Linked DNA regions of Homo sapiens: region 2 is linked to region 1. The links are chromatin contacts, found by Hi-C or POLR2A ChIA-PET in ENCODE. All regions are on one chromosome and are shown on one strand. The core of a region is the stretch at or near the end of the contact, and the rest is flanking DNA. Distances in the headings are between cores, read along the strand shown. Region 1 holds the start of DAPP1 (dual adaptor of phosphotyrosine and 3-phosphoinositides 1). Region 2 holds the start of UBE2D3 (ubiquitin conjugating enzyme E2 D3).

What was found. A loop is a pair of places that touch in the nucleus more often than their neighbours do. ChIA-PET counts read pairs that join two places held with the same protein, here RNA polymerase II (POLR2A). Pooled maps may share reads with other maps.
Region 2: a map of naive thymus-derived CD4-positive, alpha-beta T cell shows a loop between it and region 1 (19-fold over the local background). The contact joins the promoter of UBE2D3 here to the promoter of DAPP1 in region 1. A Hi-C loop is called at or near these places in 1 of 168 maps with a recorded cell type or tissue (naive thymus-derived CD4-positive, alpha-beta T cell), 1 of 37 single-sample maps with no recorded cell type and 8 of 50 pooled maps. POLR2A ChIA-PET finds 5 or more read pairs at or near these places in 2 of 52 experiments (CD4-positive, alpha-beta memory T cell and activated CD4-positive, alpha-beta T cell).

Annotation. Positions count from the first base shown.
Region 1 is chr4:99,813,993-99,818,650 of GRCh38, reverse strand. DAPP1 (dual adaptor of phosphotyrosine and 3-phosphoinositides 1) reads right to left here and starts at 1,824. Exons shown (of 9, transcript NM_014395.3): 1 at 1,637-1,824. The coding sequence starts at 1,737.
Region 2 is chr4:102,825,337-102,829,809 of GRCh38, reverse strand. UBE2D3 (ubiquitin conjugating enzyme E2 D3) reads left to right here and starts at 2,259. Exons shown (of 8, transcript NM_181891.3): 1 at 2,259-2,383; 2 at 3,174-3,325. The coding sequence starts at 3,302. UBE2D3-AS1 (UBE2D3 antisense RNA 1) reads right to left here and starts at 1,755. Exons shown (of 2, transcript NR_131186.1): 1 at 1,625-1,755. RefSeq lists enhancers at 359-438, 1,707-2,268, 1,940-2,329, 2,269-2,830, 3,413-4,473 and 2 more and silencers at 2,380-2,509, 2,530-2,579.

The DNA.
Region 1 (4,658 bases), core at 575-3,074:
TATTCTTTGCACATGGAGGAAAGACACAGTCCTATTCCACCCGTGGGTTTCACCTGTAGTTGCTTCTTGCTGTTGACATCATGGTGGGGCACAGAGACAGCATCTAATTCATCTTTGTCATCTAAGTGTGTTCCCACAGTACTCAACCATAGACTCTGGGTTCTAGGATTGTTTGTTTAACTAAAGGACCAGAATTGAATATATTCCTCTATCTCCTCCTTTGGGGTTTTCTATTACAGTGGGCTGGGAATACAGTTAACAGAACATGTAAAGCATTGTAACTTAATAGTTCAATAAGACACTGAGGGCCACAGTTCAGCTTTAGCTTTTGGACTTGGTGACACCTGTGCTGGATGCTCACAGAAGGGCCTTTTACCTCTTCTGTTTGGGGATTCAATCTAGAGGGATAGAGAGATTCTAGAGCTCTGGCTTCCTAATAAGGGGAGTTTTCTTTAATGAAAATTCCAGGTGTTTTATCTGATTTGCCAAATGAAAGTAGAGTTCAATTCCGAGACCTCAGTTTTATAATCTAAAGACAGGAATTATTAATAAACTTTTACAGTAATACAACATAAAAAGATACAATCTCTGCAGCCTTAACACAGAGAGATTTCAACTCTATTTTGGTTTTTCTTTGGTTTCGGACATAGCCTGTGGTAGGTTGGATGCCCAGCTTTGCTATGTAATTGATGTGTGACTAGCAAGCAAGTTATTCAAACCTGTTTGGTACTTGTTTTCATCCTTTGTAAGATGAAGATGACAACAGCTCCTATGTCATTGGATTGCTATGAAGAGTTAGAGCTATTTGTCCAGGCAGAAGGTAAAGGTTTTGCCTCTCCTCATGCACAGGTGTCAAAGCCACCTTCATTGGGATATTCCCAGTGCATTAGGCAGTTTCTCTGGGAAATCCCCAATTCCTCTCTTGTGTAATACTTGTTTCTTATTAAATACCCGGATGAGTTGTCATCTGGGTCCCTTCTTAAAGACAGAGCTCCAATGACTCCACCTACCTATGCTTACCTGTTTGAAGCAGAAATTTTATCCTCTTCCTGGATTGTTGGTACTGAAAGGCTCAAAGTTGGCTCTCTGGACATACATACGATATCAAATCTCACAAATGCAGTATCAGGAGAAAGAAATATACAAGCGAGACTGTTGCAGGAACTTCCTCATTCTCTGTCTTTTGAAAAAGTCCCTCTCCCTTACAGTAGGGTAAGCTTTCTGTTTATCTTACCAGAAACACAGTCCTTTTACTGTCCCTGGGTCAGTGCTAGAAACTCTTGAACAGCGCATTTATTCATAAACCAGAGCAACATCAAGGAAGCCAGGCAACATCACCTCTATATCCCAATTCTGTCCCTCTTCTCAAAGAATGTCCAACATTTGATTTTTTTCCCTATTTTCTCAACCAACTTGTTTTCACATCTAGAAAAATAATGCCTGCTTTTCCAATGGAATTAGCCCCAGACAAGAAGATACTTAACAGATACAAATGAATAAAGTGGAAAAAAATAAATGGTTGAGGTGGCAGAGGGCAACAAGGCACTGAAGATAGTCATTAATCAAAGCATGCAGGTGGGAGTGCGGAGTCAATGTCCACCCACTAGGTACTTTGAAAGGAGATCTGCTGCCTTACCCCAAGTCCTGGAGCAGCTCAGCCTCTCCATCGGATCTGCTCCACAGATCTGAGGGATCCTGGGTGCTCATCTTCCCTTCTAGAAGTTCTGCTCTGCCCATTCGCGCCCTTCACAGAGGTAGAGAGAGAGACACAACTGGGCTGCTCCTGACACCTTCTCGCTCTGTGAGACAGCAGCCTGCTATGGCTCTGAGTCTCCAAGGCAAGGAAGTGAAACTTGGTTACTTACTCCTCCCACCAACACCACCACCCTGGCCTGGAGGCACTGGCAGGAGTGTTCTGTCAGTCAGGAAGTATGCAAACTTAGGTAGCTACCTCTGAGGACACCCACACTACATCACGCAACAGGCGGTTGCTATCAAAGGAAATGAAGAGGCAACCACCCCACCTGGGATTGGACAACAGTGCAAACTGCTTGTGTGAGGCCAAACCCTAGCTTCTCCCTAATGCTATCAGCCTCTGGTTTGTAGTGGAGGATGCGTGCACTCTTTTACCCCATCTTCTTTCTGTCTTACACACCAACACAGGGAACACTGAGGAAGCTTCTCTATCAGGAACACCTTTAGAGTGGATAGAAAAAGCAGAAGCAAACCACAAATTCGACCCTGAAGTTTGATGTTTTAGCACTTTTGCAATATTTCTGCTTGTTTACCCAGACCTTCTAATATATCCTCAATGCTCCGAATAGGGATGATTCAGAGACAATTATTGTTTCCTCCACAGAAAAAGAATTAGGAGAGGAGAAGGTAGGAAAAAGTTACAAGGGGCCATTCTGGTGCCCACCTAATGGGGCATATTAGAACTCCTGGAGTCTTTTTTTTTTTTTTTTTTTGAGACAGTCTCGCTCTGTCACTCAGTCTGGAGTGTAATGGCATGACCTGAGATCACTGCAACCTCCACCTCCCAGGGTTCAAGTGATTCTTCTGCCTCAGCCTCCCAAGTAGCTGGTATTACAGGCACCCGTCATCATGCTCTGCTAATTTTTGTGTTTTTATAGAGACAGGGTTTCACCCTCAGGTGATACACTCACCTCGGCCTCCCAAAGTGCTGGGCTTATAGGCATGAGCCACTGCACCTGGCCTGAACTCCTAGAGTCTTTGAGTGCCACTTCCTTCATGGGCTTACTCACACCTGCATGGCTTTGTGCCCAGATTCATATGTAGAGCAGGATTCTATCTGCCTGGAATGCTAAAGGTAAATTGCAGTGACTGAATCCTTGGGAAGTGGAACAAAGTGCAGTATCAAATGAGTCAAGGACATATGTTGCTTCCTGCCTTTTCTATGTACCTACAGGTCTCTCTCTCCCTCTCCCTTTCTCTCTCTCTCTTCCTATCTCTACTCCCTGACTCATTCAGCACTCACCACAGTGCTCTGTAACTTGTTCTCACAGTGTGGCCTGAGGACTAAACAGCACAGCAGAACTGTTCCTAAAGGACTAGATGATTGCAAAAGGCTGCTGTGCAATGGTTCTATCCTTCATCTTCCTCCCTATTACCACTGTTCACCCGGGATCGGTGAGACCCGGGTAACACTGGTTGCCAGTGGGAAGTTCCTGAGTGTCTGGAGGCAGTCTGCTGAAGACTAAGCTCTGATAATACATATATAACTGACTAAATGAGCACTTAAATTCTTTTGGCTACAGTTTGCTCACAGAGAAGGACAGGGCCCACTTGAACAGAGAGGCCAGTGCAGGCCAGGGAGATACTGAATATGCATACAGCAGTGACAGGGGAACAGCCTGGGCACTAGAGTTCCTGTTCCCTCTCTAGAGCCCTTTATTTGGTGTTTTAGTATCTATTTCATTCCCATTTTTAGCAAATTCTGGTTGTTCTTTTTCTTAACTTTTTTGGAAGTACAAGTAGCAGAATTTTCTAAGATCGTCCTGCTTTTCTGGCTGAATCTTCCTGCCTTTTGCCCTTCCTCATGTTGCTGTCCTGTCTGTTGCCCTCTCCTTTGATGTCATTGTCCCACTTTGTCATTTACTCAATTTTTCACAGTATCCCTACCACCCCGCCCACTCCACTAACTACACACTTAGTTTTGCAGTGGTAACAGCTGCAGGAGGCTTGCTAGATAGTTTCAACAAAATGCTGGAGCCCATCCCTCCCGGGACATCTATTGCTGTGTAACTGAAAGGGGATTTAGAATCTTGTTCTGGGCCGGGCGTGGTGGCTCATGCCTATAACCCCAGCACTTTGGGAGGCCGAGGCGGGTGGATCACCAGGTCAGGAGATCGAGACCATCCTGGCTAATACAGTGAAACCCTGTCTCTACTAAAAATTCAAAAAATTAGCCGGGCATGGTGGTGGACGCCTGTAATCCCAGCCACTCAGGAAGCTGAGACAGGAGAATGGCGTGAACCCGGAAGGCAGAGCTTGCAGTGAGCTGAGATCATGCCACTACATTCCAGCCTGGGCAGCAGAGTGAGACTTCGTCTCAAAAAAAACAAAAAACAAAAAACAAAAAACCTTGTTTTGGAACCAAGGCCAGCATCATGTCTGTTCTTATCCTTCAGTGCCTGTGGCATGCTAGTTGTATATTTAACAGGTATATTGAGGTACAATTTGTATATCATAATGTTCATTTTCCTTAGGTGTACAATAATTTTGAGTAAATTTGCAGAGTCGTGCAACCATCATTGCAATACAATTTTAGAATGGTTTTTATCACCCCAGAAGATCCTTTGTATCTGTAACAGTCTAAATACCACTTCTGTTTTTAGCTCTACCTGAAATTATATAGAATATTTGCTTACTTGTGGCAAATTCTCTTGATGGATAGATAGTAGATAGATGATAGATAAATAGATAGATAGATAGATAGATAGATAGATACATACATACATACATACATACATACACACATACATCTCCCAACCCACATGCTCTTCTGCAATGTGACCTTGCTGCTCCCTGTCAAGAGGCAGCACCTAACTCCCCTCCTTTGAATCTGGCCTGGCCTCTGTGATTCACTTGTGACCAATAAAATGTGGTGGAAGTGACACTGGATCACTTCTGAGGCT
Region 2 (4,473 bases), core at 1,010-3,509, 3.0 Mb before region 1:
CCGCCACTACGCCCAGCTAATTTTTTGTATTTTTAGTAGAGATGGGGTTTCACTGTTTTGGCCAGGCTGGTCTCGAACTCCTGATCTCATATGATCCACCCGTCTCAGCCTCCCAAAGTGCTGGGATTACAGGCGTGGCCACTATTACTACTATACATTTGTTTCACACTATGGCCAGTTAATGTCTGACTGGTTACTTTAATAACTGACATTTATACAGCACTGTAGAGTCTCCAGTGTCCTTTCACATATATTATGACACTTTAACCACACAATCACCCTGTGAGAAAGGACAGTCATTATTACTTACTTTAGCGGTGAAGAAACGGGGTTAGAAGATAACTAACCAGGCCAATATCAAGCAAATGGGAAGCAATAACTAATCTGGGTTCCTCCCTCCATCTTCATGCCTAGTCCTGTGCTTTTAGTATATCTGGCTAGCTATGAGAGAGAACACAGATTATTCAGGGAGGAGGGAGGGGCCAGAGGTGTTACTGAGGTGAGCCTCATGAGCAGTTAGGCCATGAGGTAAGCACTTCAGTGCTTTGCTACTCACGGGGTGGTTCAGACGAGAAAAATCTGTATCACCTGGGAGCTAGTTAGAAATGTAGGCTCTCAGGCTCCACCACTGCCCTACCAAATCAAAGTCGCATTTTCAACAAAACCCCAGGTGGTTCCTATGGACACTAGTTTGAGAAGCACTGCTTCACTAGTGACACTACATGGTCACTTGAACAGTATACATTAGACTACTTATATTCATCATTGTTGACGTGTTAAGTTTTTATTAGGTAAAACTTTCTGCAACAGTTTTCAAATTAAGTGTATTTTTAAAACAAGTTTATTTTTCCAAGTAATTGAAGATCTCCACTTCGGTAACTGGGGTCATTAAGGAATGTTAAAAAACCTTAAGCTGGTCAGTGCTTACCCACTTTTAAATTCCTCATAAAAATTAAGGTCTTTCTTTTGCCTGAAGGATACACTAGAGAGCATAACTGCCGTCTCCATACTTTAAACCCTTGACTAAAACAGGCCAATCCTACTGAGGTAAATCCCACCTCCCAACTTGGATATTTCAGGAAGTATTGTATTGTTTTTCTGACTCTAAACTCTACCTAATTAACTAATTAGTCTCAACACTTTCTGGCTCAAGAACTGAAACACAGCAACAGAAGCTAAAGTTTGAGAATTTAAGCTTGTTCCCACATCTACACCTTGGCGGACGGCAGCGACTGATTACGGAGACCAGTGAAAACCCTGCCCCTAACTCTCTCTGTCCTAGCCCCATCCACTCAATTGAGCTTGACTCAGCCTGCTCCCTGCTGTTCTCAGTATTGCTCCCTTAGGGTCAGACGTGCACTAGACTTCAGCACGTGGGAGCGCTGATGAGCGGCCAACCTGGGTCTATTTAAAACTACTATTCCCATCTCGAGGGGCGCCTCCTCCCACAGCATAACCAGCCCAGGAGGGCAGGCGAGTAAATACTGCTCACCTGCTCCACCGGAAACCTCAAAATCCCGGCCCGAGCTAGACTAAAGGTATCTGGTAATTAATCCTTGGCACCTCCCACCACACGCTCCTGATTGGGCGCGTGAGACAAGGCTGTGTCTGCGCGCGCTCTTACCAGTCTGGGGAATTCCATTTCCTCTACCAACCACCGGCATAAGCATTCAGGGGCGTTGCTTTCCTGGCAGTGGCCCGCCCCAGTTCGAGCCGGTGCCTTACTGCGTCTCGCGAGAACTTATGCATTTTGGAGGCGGAACCCCGTCAGGAAAAGCGCACAAAACTGCTCTTAAGTCATTGCAGAGCTACCGCTTCGGTTAGCCAGCCACGAAGTTCTCGCGAGAGTCGTCTCCTCGATACCAAGTGAGGAAACTGGGGGACGCTGTGGGGAGGGGCGTGGGGCTGGATCGCGCAGCGGCTGCTTCCTTTACCTTCCTCCCATGGTCTCCTTCCGGTTCTCGATGCTTCTCTGAGCCTAAGGGTTTCCGCCACTCGTTCACCCTCCCCCCAGCTCATGATCCTCCTCCCTCCCCCGCCCTCCTGGTCCAATCTCCGATCTGTTTAGTAAGAAGGTGCTGTTCCGAGAAGAAGGAAAAGGGCTTGACACGTATTCACTCGGCCCCGGACGTGGGAAGCAAGCCGTCTGGCTTCGGCCTCACATCGGTCTTGTGCTCGGGACGGCGGCGTTGGCGGACTGATCCGCGGCGGTGAAGAGGCAGGAGGAGGGGGAGGGGCGGAGCGTGGCAGCTGGCAGTAGTTCCGTCAGAGCGGACATCTTGTGGCTGTGTCGTGCGCGTGAGCCCCGTAGGGCCGGGGAGGCACCAGCTGCCGCGCGGGGAGGAGGCCGAGGCCGCAGCTTGAGGGAGGCCCCGGCCCCTCTGTACGCGTGGGTGTGGACGGCTAGGGCAGGGAAGGGAGGCCGGCCCAGTGGCCGGCCGGGTAAGAGGGGCAGTGCGGGACCTGGGCGGCTTGAGCGGCCAGCCTATTGGGTGCGGTGGGTTAGGGTGGGAAGGTTGGGGAAGCCGCGGCCTCTCCTGCTGGAGGAGGAGGGGGAATGGGCGCGTCCTCGCGCCTAAGCCGGAGCCTCAGGGACAGCGCGGGCGCGTGGTGGAGGTGGCTGGGCGGGCGCGCGCGGGAGCGCGCTGGAAGGCGGAGTGAGTGTACGGTGGCGTCAGGGGTGACACAGAATAGCTCGCTGCGAGGATAGCAATACACATCAAGTCTCCCTTCCTTTATTTCCTTCCTTTTCCCGGCCGCACCTTTGGACAGAAACCGAAAGCAGCCCGGCGTCCGTCCGGAGTCTTATGCTTCCCCCTCCCCCCTTGCCTTTCTTTGCCCTAGTGACGCCGGTATAGCGCCGACTAGGCCCCGGCTCCTCCTCTGCTGGGCTCCGGACCCTGCCCCGCACCCACCCCTTTCTCCTACGCCTCTTCCTCTCCCACCCGGGTCTCTTCCTTTCTAGAGGCCGGGAAGTTAAACTTGTAGCCACCACCTCCGCTCTTCCCGTCACCCTCGCCCCCACTTCGGGCCGAAAGCACGGTACAGAGGCTGTTGGTGGCTTTGCCACGCCACCCCACCCACCCCGGATCGCGGCTGTCTTAAGGGACCTGGATTCATCAGGGGCTCTTCGGGGCCTGTGCGAGTGCTGATCTGCTCCGTTTTTGCAAAAGGCGCCTGTGTCTGGCAGAGCTGGTGTGAGACGAGACAATCCTGCCCCGCCGCCGGGATAATCAAGAGTTTTGGCCGGACCTTTGAGCATACACCGAGAGAGTGAGGAGCCAGACGACAAGCACACACTATGGCGCTGAAACGGATTAATAAGGTAACCCGCGGGGACAAGGGCATGGGGTGGTAGGAGAAAAGGAAGGCTCGGGCCAAGAGGAAAGCGTGGGGGTGGGAAGGAAGCATAATTCTGAAAATACCTCTTGGATCACTTCTTCCATGGGGGGATGGAGAACGCAGATATACTTCTTGAAGAAATGAAGTTTAAAGCTAGGAAACGGAGAACACTTGTGGCAAGTGAGGTGTTATCCTGAGTGCTTCAGTGGAATCGGTGCAAATTAGGGGTGGAGGAGAGTGACTTAAGGCGCCTTTATTATTTTATTTTTTTGCTGCTTAAGAAGGAGTTTTTTTGGGGGTCCGAATTGCGGAGAGACGCTCCAGCAGATGTCATGGCGCTTCCTATTCTTGGTGCTTGAAAACTTAGTTTAGTTGTGAGATCAAGGTTATCTAGGCCTTCTAGGGGTAAGAAAGAAAACTCGGAGGAGAGAAAAAAAATCTGGCGAGTCCCGAACTTGACTGAGGGTCGGGTAGAAGAAGTCTTGCGTATTGAAGGTCAGTCAGTGAGTCTAGTAGAAACTCTTAGTCGACTCTGGGCAGGTTACACCGAATAAGTGGGTTTGGGAGGAGATGGAATGACACAGTGTTGCCACTTCCTGTATTTTGTAGTTGCAGCTTTTCACCCGAAGCTATTTATCCGAGGGACACCGGGAACTGATGTAAAAGGCATTCTGGAAGCTCCCTTTTCCTTTTGGCTGGAGAGTGGGGGTGGATAAGGGGTGCGATGGCAGTAAGGGAAAGCTAATGTACCTATTTTTGCCTCATTCTATTTAATAACACCCTTGTTTCGTTACTTGAAATGTGGTTTGATAGTATATTATCGATTTAAGTTGAAAAAAAACTAGGATTTTTCGGAGCTCTGGGAGTGAGCGGAACCTCCACCTCCGGTGGTTTAGTCTCATTTTCTTGCTCTAACTTCTATCCCGCATTTTAAGATGGCGGCTGCTTTAACTGGTTCAGGCTCTTTCCGGCATCTCCTTTCGTAATAATGTGAATTAATATGATTTGTTAAATGTTAACTTTTATATCGCGTTGTGCACTGCTCTAAGATCCTCTGCTCAAAACTTACCTAAATTCAAACTCTTAAACTGTATTTCCCTTTTTTGTGACTTGTATTTGTGTGATGTGTTT